Linked DNA regions of Mus musculus: all the other regions are linked to region 3. A link is a loop called in an ENCODE intact Hi-C map of the cell type or tissue named here. Cell type or tissue: gastrocnemius. All regions are shown on one strand.

What was found. Peaks named below come from ENCODE experiments on the same cell type or tissue, not always from the same donor. Only the 100,000 strongest peaks of a DNase experiment are listed, where the experiment ranks them.
Region 1: it touches region 3 in a loop (3-fold over the local background); 17 of 42 quality-filtered maps call a loop at or near these places.
Region 2: a loop joins it to region 3, with 4 times the contacts of the local background. A loop is called at or near these places in 18 of 42 quality-filtered maps.
Region 4: a loop joins it to region 3, with 2.8 times the contacts of the local background. A loop is called at or near these places in 9 of 42 quality-filtered maps.
Region 5: it touches region 3 in a loop (4-fold over the local background); 13 of 42 quality-filtered maps call a loop at or near these places.

Annotation. Positions count from the first base shown.
Region 1 is chr12:110,595,668-110,600,667 of GRCm38, forward strand. It overlaps Gm35558 (a long non-coding RNA gene), which reads right to left. Exons shown (of 2, transcript XR_381950.4): 2 at 941-4,697. Among named protein-coding and RNA genes, the nearest start is that of Dync1h1, 3.2 kb to the right of the region's middle. In gastrocnemius, a CTCF peak has its summit at 3,062 (motif pointing right); a DNase peak (open chromatin) is centred at 3,066.
Region 2 is chr12:110,841,675-110,846,674 of GRCm38, forward strand. It overlaps 4921507G05Rik (RIKEN cDNA 4921507G05 gene), which reads left to right. Exons shown (of 2, transcript NR_152102.1): 2 at 735-2,130. It overlaps n-TIaat6 (a tRNA gene), which reads left to right and starts at 3,664; the gene lies at 3,664-3,737. In gastrocnemius, no CTCF peak of the experiment used is centred here; DNase peaks (open chromatin) are centred at 1,922, 2,208, 3,086, 3,602 and 1 more place; H3K4me3 peaks cover 2,967 bases; H3K27ac peaks cover 2,789 bases.
Region 3 is chr12:110,700,484-110,705,483 of GRCm38, forward strand. No RefSeq gene overlaps it. Among named protein-coding and RNA genes, the nearest start is that of Hsp90aa1, 6.6 kb to the left of the region's middle. In gastrocnemius, no CTCF peak of the experiment used is centred here; a DNase peak (open chromatin) is centred at 2,631; H3K4me3 peaks cover 256 bases; H3K27ac peaks cover 197 bases.
Region 4 is chr12:110,452,211-110,457,210 of GRCm38, forward strand. The region is part of intron 2 of Ppp2r5c (protein phosphatase 2, regulatory subunit B', gamma); the gene reads left to right. Among named protein-coding and RNA genes, the nearest start is that of Ppp2r5c, 7.5 kb to the left of the region's middle. In gastrocnemius, no CTCF peak of the experiment used is centred here; a DNase peak (open chromatin) is centred at 2,163; H3K27ac peaks cover 328 bases.
Region 5 is chr12:110,416,107-110,421,106 of GRCm38, forward strand. Gm40577 (a long non-coding RNA gene) reads right to left here and starts at 1,958. Exons shown (of 3, transcript XR_873021.2): 1 at 1,900-1,958; 2 at 504-616. In gastrocnemius, CTCF peaks have their summits at 322 (motif pointing right), 2,815 (motif pointing right) and 3,015; DNase peaks (open chromatin) are centred at 369 and 2,793.

The DNA.
Region 1 (5,000 bases), 100 kb before region 3:
AGCCGCGATGGGACACTGAGGACGTGACACTAGGCTCCACATAAAAGCCTCAAAAGGATACTGATGCATTCGTACTGGCCTCCAGAGAAATAGACAGACTAGAAATGTTTTAGAATAATCTATTTTACGTGCATTAGTGTTTTGCTTACATATATATGAAGGTGTCAGATCTCTAGAACTAGAGCCACAGACAGCAGTGAGCTGCCGTGTAGGTGCTGAGAACCGAGCCTGGGTCTTCTGGAAAGGCAGCTAGCATCACCAGTCGCCTAACCATCTCTCCTGCCCCACATACTAGCACTTTAAGCTTGGAATGTATAACTTGGAAATGCACGATGAATGTGTAGGTGCTTGTAATGGCCCCCTAGCCCTGTGGCGGTGGGATCTGACTGGGCTTCAACCTGCGGTTCCTCTGAGGTCTTTCATCTGAACGGACAGGCAAGTCTCATGAGAAAAAATTAGTAAGCACAGAGTTATATCTTCAGCCCTAAAGTAAGACGTCTTAAGTCACAGTGAGGTGGAGGGAAGGCAGGTGAAGCAGGCACCTGTCTGAGGAAAAAGCTGGTCTTTGCCGCACCACCCTATGTACCTACCACACAGGTGAGGTACACCCGAAACTCCTGTTTATGAAACGCTCTGGTCTTGGGGTCTGCATGGCCCTTATGTGAGACCTGTTCAGTCCTGTGAAGACACCAAGGAAGCACCCCTGTTAACACAGAGAACGAAAGCTTGCACTACATGGTGCCAAGGCAGGCAGTTATAAGACCACCTCATCCTGACCAAGGGAAATGCCGGGTCACCCCTTCATCCAAGACCATGGCAACTGTATCATCCAGCCACATAACGTACCTGAAGAGGAGGGAGTGCCCTCCATGACTGGAGAGATTTTATTATAAAGGACTTTCTCCTCACCGTCAGCCTTGAAGAATGAGCCACTTCCCAATTCAGATATGGGACTTTTTACTGATGGGAGCCAAAGTTTACAACGGGGAATATCCTTCTCAGCAGCAGCCTCAAAGGTGAAAGATTTGGAGAAAGGAGGCTCCTTACCTCAGTGGGAAAAGAAATTAAAAACAGACCAAACTCTCTAGGGGGAGGGACTGTAGCAATGGTGCTCTTCTCTCAACAATCAACAGAGCTAGAACCTTATTATACCAGCATACATTTCCTTTCTACCTTGGGTTTGTGTAAGCAAGAGTTCTTCCTGCAGGTGGTTCTCGTAAGTGGGATCCTTGCAGGCTTCTGAGGACAGTATTTGCATTGATGATTATTGATGGATGACTAGTAAACAGCAGCATTGCACTACATCAATCAGTCATCTAAAGAGAATTTGAGGTTTCCACAGTAAACCTTAGCTGCTCATGTATCTTACATTTGGGGTCACTGGGAAGTTTTGGAAAGCAGAGTTTTCATATTCATCTTTTATTTAATTTTCCTTTTCTGTGAAATGGAGAGCATCAGCCATTCCCATATTATATTTGAAAGAAAGCATTTAACAAAACCTTCGGGATATTTATTTGCCTTTAACACTAACTATGTAAAATTGATGTGTTCTCTGAGGTGTAGGAGGTAATTGTGTTAAGTGCCTCAGAGAGCATGCAGCTTGACAATACAAATGAAAATGGTTGCTGGGATAGTAGACTAACACTTTCAATAAAAACATGACATACTTAAGAAAATAACCAACAGAGCAAGTGAACAGACAATCAATGAGGGTCGGGGATAAGTCCAGGGTTACAGTCCTGAGCACTTGCTAAGAATGCACAATACGCTGAGTTCACTTTGAAACACAATAAGCAGAGGAGGAGGAGGAGGAGGAGGAGGAGGAGGAGGGTGAACAAGGAGGAGAAGAAAGATATAGAAGAATTAAAAAAAAAAAACTCCCAATCAACCTGGAATTTTCTAGAACACTTACTCAACCTCTGTAGCACACCCCAATACCCCTCTGATGTTGGGAGCCAGCAGGTACCGCTGCACTGTACATCAGGCTGCAGAGTCACTGGTTCAAGACCAAAGAGAGCTGAACACCAAGCCTTGGGCCACAGCCTCTTTAAGAGGAGGGAAGGAAAGGGTCCGCAGAGCCTGGCTGAGGACGACTGTGCCAAGTATCTCAGCGTGTCAAGCAAGAGAAGGCCAAAACCCAGCCACTGGCTTTGTCCAGGCGCAGAGGGTTGGTGATATTGACCACTCTTGCTGGGAACATAAGGGCTGGGTAGGTGTCTTGGGGTTTCCATTGCTGTGAAGAGACACCATGACCATGCCTCCTCCTGGAGGCAACCAGGAGGAGACTGGCTACTGCAAGCAGCCAATAGGTTCTCTTCCACATGGAGCTTGGGCATAGGACCTCAAAGCCCATCCCCATAGGGACACACTTCCTCCAATATGACCACACCTATTCCAACATTGCCACACCCCCTAATATTGTCCCTCCCTGGGCCAAGTATATCCAGACCACTACAGGAGAGCTGGAAGTGTTCAGGACAGGGCTAATTGTGTTTATTCCCAAGGAGTTTGCTGGAAAGAGCAGCAGAAATGTGGTGCTTGCAGAGATGTGACATAGTCTGTCTGTCTGTCTGTCTGTCTCTCTCTCTCTCTCGCCTTGCTTTGTTTTGACTTGATTGTTTCTCAGACAGTCTTACTATGTAGCCCAGGCTGTCCTAGGATTTGCCATGTTCCTGCCTCTGCCTGTCTAGTGCTGCAACTGTATAGATTCCCACCCCCAACCCTTTTAAAGAAGTAGGCTGGATGAAAGAGACAGAATCAGAAAAGCAGAAGATGAGAGGGGGCTGGGCACCCAGGAAGCAGGAAACTTAGCTGGGGGCACAGTTTTGGTAAGAGACGTGGTTGGTTCTACTAGAGGGAAAAGGGAAGGAGCTAGGCAGTACCAGGCGCATCTAGGGCTTAGGTAAATTTTCTGCCCAGAAAGTCTTCATAAATCTTCCCTGTGGGTGGTGGAATATGGGCCGAACCACAGGCTGGCATTTGCTAGCTGACCGGGTGGCACCACACAGATGGATGGGGAGGTGGGGAGTAGAAAGAAGGCCCCCTGAAAGTGAGGAAATTCGTGACCACCAGAGGGCGCAAATGGACTTTTCCTGTTCTGATGGTGCAAGGCTTCCCTGGTCTTCAACTCCAAAACCCGGATCCAGTTCAGTCCTTATGAGGCCCATTTAATGCCGAAGCAAGACAGAAAGGGGATAAGAGTCTGGAACAAGCTTCATCAAAAGTGCCCTGCAGTGAGGTGAAATGCCAGCTAGATCCTCCAGCTGTGCCTAGTAGCGCAAATGATGTCGTCTGTCTGAAAGTATGGCAAAGAAATTCCAAATCTTTACCTGTATGTGCCCTGCCGCTCGCCTTCCTCCCATTCCTGGACTGGAAGCATACATTAAGTATACATTAAGAAAGTGTTGGGTGTTCTCCAGGCCTAAGAGCAATGTCAGATGTGGGGTTGATTATGAGTGAATGCCCCAACATGAACCAGGTATGGTAGGACACGCCACAATTCTAGGGCTGGAATTACAGGCCAAGATAGGATGATTGCTCAAGTTTGAAGTCAGCATGTACTACATACATGCTGAGTACCAGGCCAATCAGGGCTACATGACAAGACCTTGAAAAACAAAAGTCCAATATGGAATTCAGAGAAGGGGTATTTGGAAACACAGCCTGGAGGTGCTGGTTTGACAGTGGTCCCACTGAGAGATTGTGTGCTCTCTAGGGCTTGAGAGAGGGGGCAGAATACAGAGAATGAGCCTGACACGGTATCTCAACAGCACGTCATATGGTATTTTAAAGAGATGTTGGGAATGCGCAAGACCTCTACACAGTGTATCACAAATTTATGACAAAGTTGTATGTACTCTAGCCGCCACCAGCATCCCTCATCAGGAAAGAAATGCTCTTCCCAGCTCCTCTCAACACTTGAAAGCAGATGCTTTCACAGACAGGAGACTAGAAAGGCCGGGTCCCCACCCAAGATTGGCTGCGTCCTATGCCACGAAGCAGAAGGGCATCTTCAGCCAAGCTCAGCTTCCTCGTTAGCCCTGTCTCAGCCTGGCCAGCCTCTAGGATGGTGCCCTTAGAAATCTCAGCAGCCTGTGTGCAGCAGGTCTGTTCTTACTATATTAAAAAACAAAAACAGAATGTTTATTGAAAAAGCACACAGGTTTGATCCACTTGTAAATCCTTGTAAACAAATCATTTCTGTCTTCTTTGGAATGATAATAATCCAAAGTCTGAGCCTGCTATCTGTCCCCTGGCGTGGAGCCAGGTTGCAGATGAGTGAGTCCTCGGATAACTGAATGACTGCATTTCCCAGGTGCTGACTCACAGTGCAGCCAGTGTGCAATCAGCCCCACACCCACTAAGTCCCTGCAGGTTTCAGAATCTCCGGTCTTTTGTCCTTGTTCCTATCTCTGCAGGATAGGCAGAGGGAAACACTAACACAGCACCTAGTGTCAGGTGGACATTCAGTATTGATCACTGCCAGTACGCCAGCAATTCCACAGTAGCAATTCACCACAGTAGCTTTGGGTCTGTCCTCTCACCTCTGCAAGATTATTTATGACACATTACACCAGGGTGGGCTGATGGAGGGAGAATGGGGATATTTATCTGTTTTCTCTCTCTCTGTCTCTCTGTCTCTCTCTCTGTCTGGCTTCTAGAAGAATCTTCGGGCCTCCATCAGCAGCCTCTGGGACCTGGCACAGGACAATTGTGCAAGGAATAAGCATATTGTAGGGCTTCCCGTATTCCAAAGATGATTTGGGAGAATCAAGTCATACCACCATCATCCCACCAATCAGGACTCAGCTTTCTAACTCGGCATTATTATATTTTTAAAGATCATTTTGGCTTAGTTCCCTCTACCCAATTGAACAGGCAAGTTATGACCTGAACTTTCAAAGGCCAGTTACTAACCCTAAGAAAGTAAGCAAAGAGATTCTGCCCTTCTTGTCCTCCGTGTATGGGAGGAGGGGTGATGGGTCAGATGCAGGGAAACT
Region 2 (5,000 bases), 140 kb after region 3:
CACCTGTCACCTCTGTATCATTCTTATCTGTCTAGGGGCAAGCCTGATTTTAAGCATTGAGGATTCAGGACAAACTTTACCCTTTGACCCAGTTAAACAGGCAGATGGGAGAAGTGTTTTTGCTGACTTGGGCAATAGAAACCATATATCCTGTTGTTGGAGTCCCAAGATGATAAAGAGCTTTGTCAGGGGCACCTCCTGGTGGATCACTGAACCCAGACACCAGCCCATGGCTTCTGACTCCCTGTGTTTCTGTGCCCAGAAGAAGTTGGGCGCAAAGGGTTTCAACGTGTACATATTTTATGGAGGGTGTGTTTCAAACTGGCCCCTGGAACAACTGATGTGTTTTAGCAAATTAGAAGTAACATCTGGGGCTGGCGAGATGACTCAGTGGTTAAGAGCACCAACTGATCTTCCAAAGGTCCTGAGTTCAAACCCCAGCAACCACATGGTGGCTCACAACCATCCATAACGAAATCTGATGCCCTCTTCTGGAGTATCTGAGGACAGCTACAGTGTACTTACTGTAATATAATAAGTAAATAAATACATAATAAATAAACAAATAAATAAATAGAAAAATAGAAGTAACATCTGAAAAGCCCTTCTGTTTGTCTATTTTTCTTTCTTTTTTTTTTTTTGTCTAACAGTTTTCATATGCACACATTGGGAGTGAAACATTTAAATTATTTTCATTTCCCTATTTGTTTTCTGTTTCTCCATCTCACCCCAAGCCCAGAATTCACAAGCAGGACTTCGGTTTCTCTATGGAAAATGTTCTGCCTTCCTGTGACTGTGTGTTCCAGAGCTCTATGTCAAAATTTAAAAATGTGAAGAGGAAGATAAAAGCTAGAACTCAGTGACTGAGCTCGATCACCAGCCGCTGCAGAGGGGAGAGGAAGGACAAGCTTAGAGTCATGGAGCCTTAGTGAAGAAGGCCAGGAGAATCAACTCAGGCGTCTGGAAAAAGCAAGAGACACAGAGAAAAGGGGGTTGTCACACATTCCTGCTATTAGTCCCAGCACTGTGGCTTGGGGCTATGGGTGGAGGCAGGCCGATCTCTGCGAGTTCAAGGCCAGCCTGGGTTACATAGTTCCAGCTACATAGACTTTGGAAAATGCTTTTATCCTTTGCCACTCCAGCTTTCCTGTCAGGTGACTCTTTCCACCAGATCTTTTGATACAGAAGCAGGGGGACACCACCACTGCCCCTGCTGCAAACTGTCTTTCTTAAATCGTAGGCTATGTGATAACTTTGGGATAGACTCACATTCTGTGAGTCTATCCCAAATGTGATATCTTTGGGATATGTGAGTCTATCCCAATGTGATAACTTTGGGATAGACTCACAGAAGCACAGGGGGCATGACATTGAATATTTCACTGGCCATAAAAGAGGAGTGTGGCCTTCCAATTGCTTCTAATTCTCTTCTAGAATTCCCCAGTTATTGGTGTGGTGGGGGCAGAGGCAAAAATGGGGTCACACACGAAAGGAGATCTCATCACTTCCCAGGAGTCACCATGGATGATGGACGTCCAAAGTGAGGGAGACAAACCCCTGGGGCTGCCGGGAGAGGGATCCAGCACAGGATGGGGAAGGCTGGGAAGATGAGCTGGGCAGCAGGCATAGAGAACAGCCAACCCAGACTGTAGCAAGAAGCCCTTGAAGGCATCTCCGGCTAAGAGCCAACAAACAGACAAAAACAGCACAGCTGCTCTCTGGTCTCGTGCATTTGACCGTCCAAAAAAAGGAACTCAACGAAATCCACTCAGGCCAACGACTCTCATGTAGAAAGCTAAACAACAGAACACAGGGCAACACAAAAAGTTCTACTAGAAGGAAACATACGGCTGGGGGTGCGCTGATTTGGTAGTTTAGCTTGTATGAAGCCCAGGGTTCGATTCCCCAGCACGGCATAAAATTCAGCCTTGCCAGTGAATGCCTATACTCCTAACCTCAGGGAGATGGAAACAAGAGGAGCGGTTCATTGCCATGCTCAGCTATGAGGATAGCCTGGACTAAATGATACTATAGCTCAAAAACGCGAACAAATGAAAAATCAGAAAGTGGGCTATTTAAAATGCTGTGTATAAAGACACATCCACTCCCTTAAGAAAACTTAATTTTCTGTACTCTTAGCCGCCTGGTTTCTGAGTTCCGTGGGTCTCGGGTGCCCCCTAGCGTTCCCTCTTAGTCATTGTGCCTGGCCGCGTCCTGGCGTCGGGTAGCCGGGTGAGCCTGGGCACTAAGCGGGTTCTGACCCATCCCTTGGGAAAGTGGGCTCGAACTCGCAGCGTTTGCTGAGGTCGGCTTGGCTGCGGCCCTTTGGAGTGCACGACGTGGTGGTGGGAGAGGATTCACCGCATAAATACCCGGGGTGTTTAAACAGATTGCACGCAGGGACGTAGGGAAACCTGCCTTCCGTGACAGTAGGAGTCTTGCTGAAAGGGAGGGTAAAAACCAGGTGACCTCGAACTCGACTGCTCCACCTTGAACTCTTGATCCCCCTGTCTCCACTTCCCAAATGCTGGGGTTACAGGTGGGCAAGCGCCACTTCACCCAGCTATTTACTGGCTTGAAGAGTCCGGGTCTCTCTGGAAATGCTTCCAGCCTCCTGCCTCTGCTCCACACCTTTTTGAGTGAGGTTTTAGGGGAATCTGCAAAGCGGTGTTACTCTGGCCACCAGGTTGCCAGATACAAAGTAGTATTTTCATGTAAGTCCGTGATATTGTCCGAACTTAAACCAAGATGCAGAGGTGGTGGCTCTTTTGTTTGTTTTGTTTTTGAGAAAAACTTCAGTCTTGTTCACTCCATGCGTTACTGTACTTAGCAACGATTTATAAAGACATTTTTGAGCCTGGCGTGGTGGCGCGTGCCTGTAATCTTAGTATTCGGAAGGCCGAGGCGGGAGAGCTGCCTCGATTTGAAAGAAAGCTAGAAGTGAATTCCAGGCCGTGTCAGGAGGAAGCTGAAAAATCCAGAACAGGGAAATCGCGGCCATCGGCTGTCCGAAACTCCCCGAGGTGCTTCGTACGCACGGGCACTGGGGAAACGAGGAGGAGGCTGTAGAACATGCTAAACTTTTGGCCAAGAAAATGAAGGAAGCCAAAGAAAAACTCCAGGAACAGACCGCCAAGTGGCGTGCGCTGTTCTCGCTGAGAGTTTCTACTTCTGAGTCCAGTCAAAAATAGTCTTTAAGAATGACAAATAAATAATCAGACCTTGCGGGGGCGGACTAGCACGGGGTTCAGGTCCGCAGGAAGGCAGCTAAGGTCCTAGCAGCTGCTGGTGACTCGATGCTGTTAAGTTCGCGGTCGTTCTTCGCTTTCTGTCTGGATTTCCGTATTCTAAGTTTGATTCAGCTATGACAACAGCGTTAGTTCCCTAGTTTTCTCGCTGCAAATATTCTCGGAGCTCTGACCGGCAACGGATATGTTTCCCCTATGGGGTCTGGGTTCTTTGTAGGACCCCACCCCCGCGTCAGTTTCTTCATCTGCTCAAGGAGTAGCACACTGAGCAAGGGCTCGGGTGGGGCGGAGAGCGCTTGGGAGAGAGGCGGGTGCTTGGAACCCTGGGGAGAAGGGGAGGAGCCAGACAGCCTGGAGCACAGGCTCCTACAAGGACAGACCTTGTAGACTGTCTGAGAGCAGACCTTAGCCGTCTGGCCGGTTAGCTCAGTTGGTTAGAGCGTGGTGCTAATAACGCCAAGGTCGCGGGTTCGATCCCCGTACGGGCCAGGGGAGTTTGTTTTTAGAAGAAGTTTTGCAATTTGTAAGCACTACCATTCTAAATTCTAGAAAGTTGACTTCAGCCTCTTCCTAGCCTAACCCTCCAGCCAGTACAGAGCCGAAGTTCCTGCTGTCCCTTGTCGCCGACCCCACCAGCCACTTGAATAGGACATCTTAGATTACTCTTTTAAATCCTGCTCTGGTCATCCGGGACATTTTCCGAGACTGTAAATGGCCTCGGGTGGTCCTCAGAGTTCACTACAGTTCTTAATGCTGAAAATGCAGGTCGGGACAAAGCGTTCCGCAGATATTTACGGCGGGCAGACTGCACGCGCTGGGCGGCCCCCGCACCACTGACCGCCGGTCTAGAAGACTTCGCTTGTTTCTGCCTGCTTCCTGTCAAAGATTTTCGACTCCACACTTCATCCTCTTAGTTCTGCGTTTGGAGGCAGAGGGCAGTGAACACACTTTCTCACGGAATTTCCTAGTCTCTGGCTGATCATGGGTGTTTACAAAAACAAACAAACAAACAAACAAACAAACCAAAACCCCAACTTTCTAGGCTCCTCGCCTTTTTAGCTCCTTTGTGGGCGCAGGGTGCTGCGTTTTGGTTTTCGTAGCCCAGACTCCGGATTATTTTTCTGCCTCCACCGCTGACAGCTGAGATTACAGAATGGGCCACCGCACCTGCCGGCTCTATCCTTTTCTCCACTGTGGTTGGACTCTGGATTAGGGAACTGCAGCTCAAGTGCGCAGAGCTTAAGGTCTTGATAAGTGCTTGCGTTGTAGTGAGACCTATGGATTTCATGCTAGTGGGTGGGACTGTTGCTATTACATACAAAATTAAAATAAAATAAGTGGACAGCCGGCCCCCAGAATAGGGGCCTGCAGGTGTCATGTCTTGGATGCGAGTTCCTGGTACTTGGTTAGCCAGGGACACAGTAGGGCATGGAGCTGGGCACTGAGACTAGATCTCAAGCTGGCTTTCCTTTTTCTCCCTGCTGTAACTGTGGCTTTCCACCATGAGGTGGGCTGGTTTACCTCAGCTGTTGTGAACTTAGCCATCTGCACAGGGCCTTGGGTTGGGCTCCTCCAGGTCGTACAACTAAGCATCGACTCCATCAGTGCAAGGAGATGGTCATCTGTTTCTGTTTGTTTTTCATTTTCAGAGCTAGCCCGGTAGTGATGGGTGAGCCCCCTACCTCTAAGCTGGGCCCTGGCCCTTTGGACTGTGGTTTTTGGCATGACTTTTCTGTATCAGTGAACATGGAA
Region 3 (5,000 bases):
TGAGTTCCAGGACAGCCAGGACACAGAGAAACCCTGTCTCCAAAACCAAACCAACCAAACAACAAAGCAGCAGCCCGGTTTCACCTAGCTAGAAGGAAGCTGCTTAGGCAGCCGCAGGCAACGGCATGAAACTGTTTCCGGCTCACGTCCCAATGTGGCTGACCATTATTGGGATATAAGCGGCTGGTGCAGGCACAGTTCAGTAAAACTGGAAGACCCTGGAAAAGAAGGATGAGAGAGACTGGAGTGTATGTGAGTGGGGTCCAAAACTAGGGTGTGGGTGTAAGAGAGAATGGGTAGGAGCTTCCATCCCAACTGTTAGCACTTTGGGCTCTGTCCCAGTTACCTGGCAAGAAACAGGTGTGGCTGATTCACTATGAAGGGGCTGCTGGCCCTTTCTGCTCTCTCTTGCCTGCTTGCTCTCCTCTCTCCATTCCCCTCCCCCCTCTCTCCATGTGCTCATGGCTGGCTTCTACTACTCTACTCTCTCTGACTTTCTCTCAACTCCCCTCCCCCATGCCTTAAATAAACTCTATTCTATACTTTGCCTTCTTGTGTCTGGTCCGTCAGGGGGAAGGGATGCCTTGGCATGGGCCCGCAGAGGCACCCCCTTCCCCAATACCTGACCTCACAGCCACTAAACATAGTCCTTCCCTCTCTTTATAAAGCACAACACTAACCTGTCTCTTTCACTCCCAAACCACCCCCTTGCAGAAGTCCAGTTTGTAATCTGCTAGTGCTAATCTGGAGTCAGGGATGGGACAGGACTCAGGGGAGTCTGAGCCCCACACAAGCACATTGTCTGGCCTGGAGTAGCACCCTTAGCTCTGAGAGGGTGGGACAAACCAGAAAGAGGTGAACATCCCGTGTGAGGAGCTTTGTCAGGGTCTCAGTCCTGTCAGACCAAAGGTCGTGTGTGTGTGTGTGTGTGTGTGTGTGTGTGTGTGTGTGTGAGAGAGAGAGAGAGAGAGAGAGAGAGAGAGAGCAGAGAAGTAGAAGCAGGCCATGAGCACATGGCGAGAGAGGGGGGAGGAGAACGGGGAGGGGCAAGAGGACAGCAGGAGAGAGAGAGAGAGAGAGAGAGAGAGAGAGAGAGAGAGAGAGAGAGAGAGAGAGCTAGAGCTTCCTTCCCTGGAGCACTGTGGTTTTCTTAAACCTGCTGAGTCACCTGACTCCAGGCCTCCCTCTACCACACCTGAGGGCTGCCTCAGATTGTCCTTGGAACACTCTTTCCCCCATGCTCAGGAGCTACTTAGATAGAACTCAAGCTTTCAGGTGCCATGCCAGGCCCTACTTAGCTGGCTTTTGCTGGACTGATTCGTGCCTTTCTCAGCTGCCATTTTAAGGAGTGGGGAACCCTCAGGGCATGCAGGACACTATGCCCTTACTTTCTATCTAGGCTGTCAGCCCCAGGGCCCCTTTAGCCAGCTCCTCTCTCCTGTTCCCTGTCTGGGACCCAGTTCACACAGTCACTGGCTGGGGAGACCCCCCTCCTATATCCAGCCCCATGGCATACATTATCTGCAGGTCTGTCACCAGGCCATGACAGCACTGTCCACAGAGGAGTGCCCAGCTCCCGACAGCTGGGGCAGCTTTCTCAGTCATAAGAAGATCATGGCAACCTTATCAGGAATACAAAGGCTAGATTTGCTCAGCTGGAAAAGACATGTTTAATGCATGTGAGGCACTAGTTTCCAGCACCACACACACACACACACACACACACACACACACACACACACACACGCAAATGCACGTCGAGCAAAGAAACTGATTCAGGGAGGGGAAGGATAGTCTACAAGGGCGATGGCTGCTGCTTGGCTTTCTGGTTTGTTCCAGCCTCTTTCTTCCTCCCGAGTTCCATTTTCTCACCCTTAAGCAGCCTCTACGGCAGGGCGGACCTCTTAACGTCTACTGTTCTTGCGGAGGTGGAACCTGGAAGAATGGAGCCTGAAATGAGGAGGTCTAAAGTCTCAGAGCTTTGGGCAGTTTACATCCGAAGGTTCGGAAGAATCACCGGAGTGAGGGGTTCAATCACAAGGACAGCTACACGTGGCAAAGCCCACATTTCTTTCCCACAGAAACATACAAACAAAAACCAACTGCCTCGTAAATAATCTGAGGTGAACTCACTCTTACCCGCTACACCAGGGAGGGCACACAAGCACCTTCTAAGAACAATTCCCTGGGTTAGAGAAACTGAGGTCATAGGAATTCTTGTTGTTTTGTTTTCTTGGAATTTTCTGCCCCAGCCCTCACATGACTCTGGGTCCTTGTCCCGACCTTGTACTTTGCATAAGGACACTTCAGGGCTATTCCACATTTTACCATCCCTGCCTTTATGTAAATTACAACGGTAGCCCTAGGGCCTGACCTCTCCACCCTGAAAGGTTCCCTTTGAGCCTGGAACCTTTTTTTTTAAAGACACTTTATTGAGCTCAGATCCCTCTATGTGCTTCCTCCAGAGTTCTAAGCTCATCCAGCTAAACTGAAATTACAGATTATTATCTCTTTATCCTTATTGGACCATCTCCAGACCCAGCCCAGGGCAGTCAAAATCATACAGAAAGAATTAGTGTATAGCTAGAGCCCTTCATTCCTAAGGGGCTGCACGGGTGTTTAGCGCCACCTGCTGGTCAGCTGCTGGAGGCCTTCCAATAGGAACAACTGAGCTCCCATGGGAGTTGACTTTCACCGCAGTCTTCACTCAAGAATTCAAGGCAAAGCTTCTGGTACTTCGCGGAGCAAGGATGAGGTGGTGTTCCTGTGTGTAAGACAGCCTGGAATCACCAATAATCTTCCTGACTCAGCCAGGACCACAGACCCCCTGCTGCAAAGTTCCGAGAGCAGCAGGCCTGGGTGCATTCCGTAGTGCAGGCCTATCATCCCAGCAATGCAGGAAGCTGACTCAGACTGAAATGACAAGTTGAAAACCTGCCAGGATGACAAAGAGAGTTCAAGGCAGTGTGTGACTTTCCGACCTCCTACATACTAAGAAGTAATTCGCTCTTGAGCTGTAGTCTTGTGGTGCCAGGGAAATGTTAGTGATCCCCCCAAACACAGACAGGAGCCAATCTGATGCAACTCATAGCAGGGCCTTTACTCAAGCTAGCTCAGGCCACCCAACACACCGCTGTCACACAGGACAGTTTTGGTGGGGGATGGGATGAGATCCCCGAATGCCTATCTAAAGTGTTCAATCACAAGGACAAGCTTACATGTGACAAAACCCACGTTTTCCTGTGGAGAAATACAAACAAAAAACAACAGCCAGTTGTTGTAAATAATTGGAGGTAAACTCACTCCCATCCACTACACCTAGGAGGCAGGGCTCTCTAGGAAGCAGCGAGCAGGGAGCAGGGATGGAGTACGTGTGCATGCATCTGATTGGCAAGCTCCTGTGGTCTTTAACATAACTGGCTGGTGCTGGGAGTCGGATCATAACTTAACTTCTGCTGTCCTCTGCATTGGTGGTCGTTAGGCAGGGGGTGGGCTTGTAACCCAGGGGTGCAGGTTTGTTGAGGAAATAACCTGGAGACACTGGTCTTATTGAGGGTGTAACCTGGAAACGCTGGTCTTGTTGGCGATTAGCCTAGAGACCGGAGCTAGGCTCGGGTCTTGTTGAGGGGTAGCTTGGAAACTAATGCTAGGTACTGGCCTGTTAGTTTACCTGAATTCAAACTTAGGGTCAGGGTCTCCAAAATGGAATGTGAATTTAAAAGATGTGGCATCCCAGTCTTTCGTCTTCTTTTTATTTCCAGTACTTGTTTGTGAGGTGTTGGGTCGGATGGACCTGAGGATGCCAGTCAAGTCCTCCCTCCGCCACTGAGCTGCATTCCTGGGCCCCATTCTTTTTACTGTTGAGGCAGGCTTTTGCTTAGATGCCCAACTTGTCTGGAACTTTCCATAACCAAGACAGGTCATGAAACTTTAATTTTCCTGCCCCAAAAGCCCGAGTAGAGTAATTTGGGAGATTTAAGTTGTAGTTTAAAACAAAACAAAACAAAACAAAACAAAACAAAACAAAACAGGTCTCTTCTTTTCCTGAGAATCACAGGGTCTTGACAATGACCTCGTTTTGCCTGCCCACCTGGGCAATTCTGTGCGCAGTAGCTGTGAATTCGTGTGTAGACACCAGCAAGCTCAACACATTAGTGACAGAAGTACCAGACATCTGCACTGTATCCTGAAGACCTGGGCTGGCATCCCAACTGCCATACCTTGTTTCCTCCGGGTCCCCTCCGATAGCAAAGCTATCTGCTTCTGCGACATATCCCGGACTCCATTTCACGATGAGGAACAAGTGTGGTCTTTGAACCAAGCCACTGAAACAGGATGGGTTTTCTCAGAAGGAACTCAGCTCACTAGGTCAGGCAGTGCAGCCTGTGGAAGGGAAGGAATTCCAACAAGGCACTCATGGGCAGTGGCTGGCTGTGGGTCACACAATGGGGAAAGGGATGGCAAGGACAGAGGCTGAGAGCTGTTTGAGGGCTCAAGAGAGACTGAGTGAGGCGTGAGTGACCAGCTGTGGAAGTGACGGGAGGGAGTGTAGTGACGGGAGGGAGGGGAACCTTCCCTGTCCTAAGGGGTTTCCTGATGCTGGAACTGAGGGCAGGCCTCACTCACTTCTCAGCCTGAGTAGTTCTAATGTTGTAGGACACATGTTGCCTTGCTTCTGTTATAGGGATACTCATTTCACAATATGTTGGAGTTCAGTGCCGGTAGTGAGGCAGTGGAGGAGACAGGCAGCCTGGAGAATGGAGTCTCTCTCCCACCAGCTTGGTGGACGGCTGCTGAGCTATCCACCTTTCCTGTGGTGTCAGTATTTTTGATCCTTAGGGTGTACCAAAACCCTGTTGTGTTAACTCATGTGGGGCAAACAATTTTGGACTCAGCCCCCTCCCCCATACCCCCTCCCCCACACCTCTGTAACAGGTCCCAGACCTTAGCACAACCGACTCCATGATGGAAGTATCATTCAGGCTGTAAAACTCAGCACA
Region 4 (5,000 bases), 250 kb before region 3:
TCCAGAGGTCCTGAGTTCAATTCCCTGCAACCACATGGTGGCTCACAACCATCTGTAATGGGATCCCATGCTCTCTTCTGGTGTGTCCAGGGACAGCTACAGTGTACTCACATAAGTAGATAGATAGATAGATAGATAGATAGTTTTTTTTGAGGAAAAGGGGGGCATTGCTTTAGGTTTTTTGGACATCTTTAGCTGCTTGGCTCTACAGTCAGTCCATTTTGGTAGCACATGTATCGCTCACACAAATCTTCCCGGCGTGAGACTGAAGTGAACTCATGAAATCCCATCCAAGTTGCTGTGAAGACAGTTTGGCTTCCTGGAGCACCAGCTCAGGCTCATCTATCTGAAATTTAAGATTTATTTTTTAACAATTTATATTTGTTTATGTGCGTGAGTGTTTGTGTGTACTGTGTGTGCCTAGTGCCCACAGAGACCAGAAGAGGGTGGCCCAAACTGGAGTTCCAGGTGGTTGTGAGCTGCCGTGTGGGTGCTAGGACTAAAACCAAGGTCCTCTACAAGCATGGCAGGTGCTCTTAACTCAGAGCCGTCTGTCCAGTTCAGGGAAGGCTTTCCTTCCTTAAGCCATATTTCTTTTGTCTAATATAAACGTGGGAAATAATTTGCCATCACATATCCACGGCACAGTGCTTTGGGCCTGTGGCTCGCTTGCCTTACTAGATGAGTCCTTTGGGGCCAGCTATTTAACAAGATCCGTGCTTCTTTGCAATCTCCATGTGTTAGTTGGGCCCTACAGTGGAGAAATACAGTGGTCAGTGGATTTAAAAAGTGCTTAGAAGGTTGGGAATTTTGCCCAGCCGTGGAACGTGTACCTAGGGAGTGCAGTGCAAAGGCCTTGTGGTCAGTCCTCCGCACTTGATAAATAGTGCCAGAAAAGGGAGAGCTTCAGGTCAGCCTGCTTACTGTTCTATTATTGTAAGTTATAAATAACCTTTAATTATTATTTGTTTTATGATTTTTTTAATCCCGAAAGGAATTTCAGGGCAGAGCTTTCATTCAATATTATTGATTTTAAGTAAGTGACGTCATACTAGCTCAGATGATACGGCAGTTAGGACTTTTCTTTTTGTTTATATCTGAGTCAGGGTCTTATTACCATGTAGCCCAGGCTAGCCTCAGACCTTAGCTACTCAAATGTTGAGATTGTAGGCATGTGCCCACACCTGGGACAGGACTTCCTCTGCTGTTTTGGGAAAGTTCTAAGCATTAGAAAATTCTTAGTTGGCAAAAGAATAACTGTTTCACAGACCTTGCTAGAGAAGATCAGTGGTAAATGTATCTATCTATTCAGTCTGGTTCTATTTAAAGCATTTCAGAGTGGGCTTTCCACTGAAGTGTGTTTCTCCTTCCTAATTACGTTCATTTGAACACTGCGTCTTGGAAGAAGATATTTTTGCTGTATTTTTCAAGGCAGTGCACTTCATGGTGATAAACAGATAGATGATAGGTGGGTGGATGGATGGATTGATGGGTTTCTGGCCTGGGCATCTTTGGCCCTTTTGGCCCCTGTGAGCATGGTGCTGAGGATTGTGGGGATAAGAAGGTTAATGCAGTCCTGACCTGCTTAGAACGTAAGCATTGACTGAGGTGTGCTGTATGCTCCCGTTGCCTCTGGACAGTCTGTGTGCTTGGGAGTTTCTTGCCAGTTCCCCTTAGTCGGTGTTGAATGGAGGGCCTAGGTAGGGCCCATCTCCTAGAAAGAGCCAGATGCTGCTTTGGGTCAGGGCGCCAACGCTTTTAGCGCCTAAGCGGACAGGACCAGGTCTGTGGGACAGGCAGGGAAAGAGATGGGAGAGGTAACCTAAACATGGAGGCACAGGTAGCTGCAGGGGGAGCACAGGCTTGTGGACAGCCACAGGACAGAGCAGAAGTTTCCCTGCCCTTGTAAAGGACATCCCTGGTCATCATGGTCATCAGCTAACTGCCCAGCCACTGGCATGGCTCACAGGATGTCTTCTTGAGGCACAAGACAACTGCCCTGAAAGCTTCAGTGATGGGAAGAGCCTGCCGTGTTTCCCAGATGGTGGGTGTACCCTGGTCCCGGCTGAGCAGCACTGTCTCTGCTCCTCTACTTTCCCCTGGCTGGGAGCAGTACTTAGTAGTTTTGCTGCTTCCCAGGCCGCAGCATCCGTGTTTCTCCACCTGGGGGAGTCAGAGAACAAGCCTAGAATTTAAACTCCAGGGAGAGGCTAAAAGCCTTCACTGAGGGTGCACAGAGCTGCCCTTTATCTTTGTGTGTGTGTGGTTTTCTTGTTGAGAAATGTGACATTGATAGATGAGTTCCCCACACTGTACAGCCTACAGGCGTTGGTGTGGCCACAAATGTTAGCTTTGTCCAGGGAGGAGCTCAGAAGTTGGCCACATCAAGTGATTTCATTTCAACCTAAAGTCATGAGAATTAAAGTCAAGTTCCTTGGGTTAGCCGCATTTCAAGTGCGCAGTAGCCCCGTGTGGCTCAGACCTACCAGATGTGGAGTGTATATAGTGTCTGAGAGAGTCCCGTGAGGGAGAGCTGACAAGTAGCCAGACAGTATTTTACACAACCATTTCTAACATGAGCGAACGGATTGTAGTTTAGCCCCACTAGCTCTCTTTAACAATACAAATTATCAAAGTTCAGATTAAAAATTTAAACAAAAAGAAGAAACAAATAGGCAAGAGAATAGCTAAACTTAGAGAAAAGAAGACACAAGAGAGAGTATCTTGGTAAGGTGTGAAGGCACTATGTTTACCTCTTGGTCCATGACAGGCCTCCCCAAGTTCTACACGTGAGGAGACTCCATTTTCTTAGGTGAGGGAACCTTGAGAAACCCAAGAGAAGGCACATGGTGTCATAGTCGCTCTTGCAGACAGTGTCTTGTATGTCTACATTTTTATAGGTGAAAACATCCATGGTTAAAATACAGTATGAAGGCTGGGGTGTTGTCAGTGTGAAGCATGTGAGTGCCTACTGTGCATTAGACCCTGGGTCTAACTATTTTATTAAATAGTACGGGAATCTATTCTCACTGCACACACAGCCTGCTTTCAGTGTTCAGGGACAGTCTTGCCAAGGATTTGACATTCAGATGGAACTCTCTCTTCCCAAAGGGGTGATAGGCAGGTGTTGGGGTGTTTGGAGCCGGCGAATGAGGGCAGATAACTGGTGGGTGAGTGGGTTTGCAGAGTAGGAGAAGGTGGCTATTCATAGCATGGTACCCCACCTCTGTGGGTCCCTGGAGCCAAGTCACATCCCCTCCTCTGAGCTTCCCCTTTGAAGATTCATCTGTGGAGAACTCTGCCCAGAGACGCCTATGGCACATGACCCCCAGTATTCTTGCTACCAAAGGTCACAGCTCTGTGAGTCCTTTCCTACCACTGGGAAACAGGCTGGCAGGTTTGCTCAAATCCATGGTCAATGATCAGAAAACCCTCCTTCCTCTCTGTTTCTACCTCTCAGCAGGAAGTGTTGCCCTAGAAAAATGAGCTTTCTGTGAAGGGCTAGATATAACTGTCCTAGGCCTTTTGGGCCTAAAATATTTGTATGGTTTGTCCCAGCTGCTGACTGTGCTATTGTAGGAGAGAGCAGCCTTAGACAATGGCCAGCAAACAGGTACCACCTTCTCACAGAACTGCCTCTCATGGAGTAGGTGGAAGCAGGGCAGTGTGGCCCAGGGATTTGGCTTTCTGGCCCTGGTCCAGGGTGCATCCATGCAGCTGGCCACTCAGAGAAAGTGGTGAGGTGGTTGGTTATCAACAGGCTTGGACCCCCATCTGAAACCAGCCCTGGTTAGCTCACGGCAAGGAGCATCCTTTGTGTTTGCCTCCGTTCACCATCGTGAACCCCTTGTGATCCCAGTGGCTTGGCCCTGCTCTCTGGCACAGTAGGCATCTCACATGTCCTCGTGAATTCTCAGAGCTGCAGAGTTTGAATGAAGGAAACATGCTGTTTGTTCCGTGTAGTAATCCCTTATATGGTAAGACGCTTAGGAGTGAGGCTCTGTCACCAAGCCAGTTGCTTATTTTGCTGGTTGAATGAATAATTCTGAAGCACCGAGACTAACAAGCACCCATGTCTCTGTTGCCCAGAATTCTCTCACTCCATGTTCAGGAGGAGGATGCCTGCTGTACAGGAGGTGTGGGGAACAGAAGAGACATTTGGACTTTGGAGGAGGCATCGCCTGTTAGAAAGTCCTCACCCTTTCTTGATATCTATTGCTTCTCTGGGGTAGCCTCTGCCACCATGCCCAGTAACTGTTGGGAAGACTTGGAGAGTGGCCCATACCCACTGTGGTAATAACACAAGTCAGCAGGGGCCTGCCTGGGTGGCTTGTCGCCCCAGCTCCTCATGGCACCTGGTAGATAGTTCTACTTTCCCTCCTCTCAAGAGCTTCCCCTGGAAGGACCCAGAGTCCGAGTGCTCGGGCCCTGAGAAGGTCAGAAAGGTCGCTGCCCTGTGCCTCAGGATACCTTAGATCGCCCTGCAGCTGCCTGAGGTTCCCCAGGGATGCGAGTGATGAGGCCGGAGTCTGCACTCGGAACTCTCAAGAGGAAAGTCATCTATCTTGCTTTGAGTTTGATGAGCAACACTGTGTTTGCGATTAGTACCTCAAACGCAAGAGCACCGACTGCTCTCCCAGAGGTCCTGAGTTCAATTCCCAGCAACCACATGGTGGCTCACAACCATCTGTAATGGGGTCTGATGCCCTCTTCTAGTGTGTCTGAAGAGAGCAATAGTGTACTCATATACATAAAACAAATAAATCTTTTAAAAACAAGAAGGAGGCTAAGGGAAACCCTGGGGTCTCTTAGGCGGATGAGCAATTAGACCAAAGCACACCTGCCGTGGTCTCCAATCCAGGACAGCGGCCAGAGAGAAGAATCAGGGTGGGATTGCTGGGTCACCTGATGGTTATTCAGTTCACCTACTGAGGAATTCTAGCTCTTCCCCAACTCGAAACACACACACACACCACACACACACACACACACACACACAC
Region 5 (5,000 bases), 280 kb before region 3:
ACCACTGCCAGCTCTTGTCCTCATTTTCTTTTTAATTTTTATCTTTTCGTTTTTTCTTTTTAGTTTTTTGTTTTGTGTTTTGTTTTGTTTTGTTTTGTTTTGTTTTTGAGACAGGGTTTCTCTGTGTAGCCCTGGCTATCCCAGAACTCATTATGTAGACCAGGCTGGCCTCAAACACACACATGTCCACCTACCTCTGCCTTCTAAGTGCTGGGGTTGAAGATACCTGCCATCTCCACACCAGCACCACTGGGCTTTTTTCTTTTTCTTTTTACTTTTACTTTTATTAAGCTCTGCCACATGTGTGCAATGCCCATAGAGGCCAGAAGAGGGAGTCAGGCCCCTCTAGAACTAGAATTACAGGCGGCTGTGAGCCAAGGTGTGGGTGCCAAAAAGCCAACTTGGGTCCTCTGCAGGGGCAGCTAGAGCTCTTAACCGCTGAGCCAGCTCTCCAGCCCTCCTAATATTCTAATGAAGAAAATTTCAGAACCAAGTGCCTTCACCTGACAACTCTTCCACATATGGGGGAAATGTCGACACCAATGTTTCCCAACTCATCCAGGAAAGTAGAAAGAGAAGAAACGTTTTCCAGGTCTTAATACAATGCCAGCAGACCCTGGAGAAAGATTAACACATTAATGTTTTAATATCTGAAGCCATCGTTTCTACTAATAGAAACATAAAGATATTAAGATATATATATAATTTGGGGTGAAACAAAGTTTTAACGAAATATCCAGCAATAAATGCCAAGATGCAAAGAGTAACCAACCATCACAGGGGAATCCATGTAACCATTCGTCACAGGAGAGTCCACGTTCGCTACCTTCACGGGAGAATACACGCCCACCAGTCAAGTTTCCCCCCAAAATGCAGAAAGCACTCAGTGCTGTATGAAACACTGTAACTCGACTCTTGGGGTATGTTTTTTCTTTTTTTCTCCTTTCTGTGTGCATATGTATACACACTCATATGTAGATTTGTGTGTGCACGTGTGTAGAAGTACACACGCATACATGAATGCTCGCGGAGGTCAGCGGTCAACACTGGGTTCCTTCCTCAATCATCCGCCAACTTATTTTTTGAGACAGGGTCTCCCACCACACTTGGAGCTCACTAATTTGGCTAGGCTGGCTGGCCGGTGAGCCCTAGAGCATGCGCTGTCTCGCTCAGCTTGGCTGGCTGGTGAGCCCCTGAGCATGCGCTGTCTCGCTCAGCTTTCTTGTGGGTGCTGAGGATCTGAACTTGCACAACAAACACTTCACCAACTGAGCCATCTCCCCGGGCCTCAGTCAGCACTTGTCGTGATTAATTTAATGTACGGACGATACGCAGCCACAAAGTACCAGCTATTTGATCAAACGTCCATCTGTGTCTGAGGTCACTTCTGCATTTTGATAACAACGGAAGCCCGGCCCCAGCAATACACCCTGTTCTCCATGATGTCAATGGGCTTCATCTAAGGAGCTGAAGGCTTGGAACAAAGCCATCAAATCCAACTGTGAGAGGTCTCAGTCAGGAAAGCCACTTGCCGCAAAGGAGTTAGAACTGCTTATAGACTGACCAAAGTCCTTCCAACTTCCTAACAATTCCAATTCCTGACACCGCGATGACATGCCCGCCACACCCTACAACCCCAGACCACCATGAAAATACAGTCCACAAGCCAGAAAAAAAAAAAAAAAATCCCAGTCCATTCCCCGCCCCCTCCTTTTTTGTAGCTAAAATTCCTCCTCAGAGAAGGCATTAGCAAAGTCCACCTCTCCTCCTCCGAAGGTCGCAGGAACACGCCAAGGCATAGTTCTGCCAAAGTGAGTGGGAATCAATGCATTCCTTGGGCTTCTGTACAGAGGGTAAGGCGAGGGATTACAAACACTAGCCACACCTAAAAAGCCTCACCCAGCAAGGACGAGGGCCATCCCTGCAGCCACACAAACAGTCCCGGGGCTGGTCCTTCCCGCCTCTATGTACTTTAGCCCCTCCCCAAGGCCTCGAGCAGAATTGCCACGGGGTAGGGAACAGGTGGATACTTCAGGCAGAATCTAGAGCCCTACCCCACCCACTAGGAGGAGGGGCATAAATGGTCAACAAGCCCCGCCCGCGTAACCTTTTGCAGGGAAGAAAGGCTGAATGCTCAAGGTGACATTAGGCGTAGACATTTATTTCTGGCAAGTGCTACGTCCCTGACCCAGGGTCACACACACACACCTGTTGACTGTACTGTGTTTCCTGTTAAAATAGGAGGAGCCCAGTTCAGAGCCCCAGCACCGGGTTGCAGGCAGGGCAGGCAGCTGAGGTGAAGCAGAGACAGGAGATCCCAGGACCTTGCTGGCCAGCCATTCTAGCCAAAGGGCCAGTTGAAAGTTCAGTGAGAGACTGTTTCAAAAGGTAAGGTGGAGAAAGATAGAGGAAGACATCCAACATTGATCTCTGGTGTCCCCGTGGTCACAAGCCAGTGAACACACCCACATGCACACATCTGTGTGCACGCCTGACAATACACACACGTGCGCGCGCGCGCATCCATGATGCACACACAATGAAAAACCTAGCATGCAGCCCCAATCACTAACCAGAGAAAGGAAACTGAACGAGATTGTCCTCAAAGCTTTGTTCATCAGCCTAAAGGGTACCAGGGACAGAAGGCTGTTCCCAAGTGTCCTTGGCAGGGTGGGAGTAGAGTGGCCTATGCTGGCACGTTCTGTCCACCTTCCAGGAATAGGCTGCCTGCTGCCTGCAGAAAGGCCAGAGGCTGACATGCGGCAGAGGAAGAGGGATGCAGGCCTAATAATAACTTGAGAAAAACCACCCAGCTGAGAACTCCTAGATGCAATGATAAGCTTTGAACACCAGATGGCGCTCAAGGATCATAGTTGCCCTTTTTTTTTTTTTTTTTTTTTTTTTGAGACAGGGTTTCTCTGTGTAGCTCTGGCTGTCCTGGAACTCACTCTGTAGACCAGGCTGGCCTCGAACTCAGAAATCCACCTGCCTCTGCCTCCCAAGTGCTGGGATTAAAGGCGTGTGCCACCACGCCCGGCCATAGTTGCTTTTAATATCTTGGGCCACAGAAACCACTCATCACTGAGTACATAAGCTTGTTGGCTGTGATTAGCTCCATCCTTGCAACTACCCATGAGGTATTTGGTGTTTCTATTTTACAGATGAAAACTGAAGTTTGAGATCATGCAGTGACCCTTAGCAGAAGGCTCATCACCACGATGGTCACCCTGGGAACCCCAAGCCATTGTGTAAACATTCCAGAGGAAATCTTCCAAGGATGCTCTATCCACCTGTGAGCTGCTGAAAGTGTGTGCCCTAGGGTGAGCCCAAAAAGGGTCCAGCAGTGGGCGCGCGGGGGCAGGGGGGGTGACAGTGGCTGCAGCGCATGCCTTTAATCCCAGCACTTAGACAATCGCAGAAGGATCTCTGAGTTCGAAGCCAACCTGTTCTACAAAGTGAGTTCCAGCACAGCCAGGCCCACACAGAGAAATCCTGTCTCCAAAACAAAAACAAACAAACAACAAACAAAGGGTCTGGCAAATGTGCAGGCTTTTGGCCAGACAACTGAGGCTCTGAGCCAGATCTGAAGTTTCTACAGGACCACATACTGGGATGGGGCAGTATGACACCAGAAAGAGCCCTCCTGCCTGGCTACCAGTTTTAGCTGGGGTTTTACTGCTGTGAACAGACACCATGACCAAGGAAAGTCTTATAAAGGACAACATTTAATTGGAGCTGGCTTACAGGTTCAGAGGTTCAGTCCCTTATCATCAAGGCAGGAACATGGCAGCATCCAGGCAGGCATGGTACAGGCAGAGCTGAGAGTTCTACATCTCCATCTGAAAGCTGCTAGTGGAAAGCTGCTTCCAAGCAGCTAGGATGAGGATCTGAAAGCCCACACCCACAGTGACACACCTACCCCCAACAAAGCCACACCCACTCCAACAAGGCCACACCCTCCAATAACACCACTCCCTGGGCCGAACAAATACAAACCACTACACTATCTAAACCCCATTACACGTGGTCCTGCACATAGGCCTGGGGACTCTGTGCAGAATTCAGGGCCACATCCATCCCTCAGCTCTGCAAAGCCCAACACTCATGGTGCTCCTTCCTGGTAGATACTTTGGGGACAGGGGGACAAATGGAGGAGAAGGTTGGAAAGAAGGGGTGTCACAGACAGACTGCAACAGGGCACAGGGCTGTTTGGGGGACCTGTGAGAAGGTTCCAAGAAGCTGGCATGACGAGAGGGAGGCTTGCTGAGTAGGACAAGGGTGTGTCACAAGAGGCCACCACGCGAGCTTCGGAACAGAGGGTTACCCTGCAGCTACAGAACCCTGTGCTCCAGAGAGCTCAGAGCTCCCGAGGTGTAGGGTAGAGCCCACGTGTAGTTATATAGCTACACCAGGAACCTGGAGGTATACTGCTTGAGAGAATGCCAGGAAGTCAATCCTTATAGCTGTGCTGGGAGACCAATATCAGTCTGCTCTGGAGAGGAGACTGGGCTTGAAAGTTCAGCTCACACGCCACTGCACACAGCCAGTCTCCCTCCCGGGACCAGATCTTTGCACACTTATACTTAGGCCCCATCCTTTGGCAAACCTTCTCCTCCACCTAGAAGGATCACGGCTGATTTCACCCAGTTATTTACCTACTTGTTTTTTGGGTTTTTTTAAAGATGTATTTATTACTATAAACAGGTACACTGGAGCTCTCTTCAGACGCACCAGAAGAGGGCATCAGATCTCATTATGGGTGGTTGCTAGCCACCATGTGGTTGCTGGGATTTGAACTCAGGACCTTTGGAAGAGCAGTCAGTGCTCTTACCTGCTGAGCCATCTCAACAGCCCTACTTACCTTCTTGTAAAAGTAACTTTTATCCCCCTGTACAATTGTCATCTCTGAGGCTCACCACCTCAGTCTGCTAACTGAGACCTGGTCACGAAAGCGTCTAGTCACCGTATAATCTAATCCAGGCCTAGAATGTTTTCAGCCT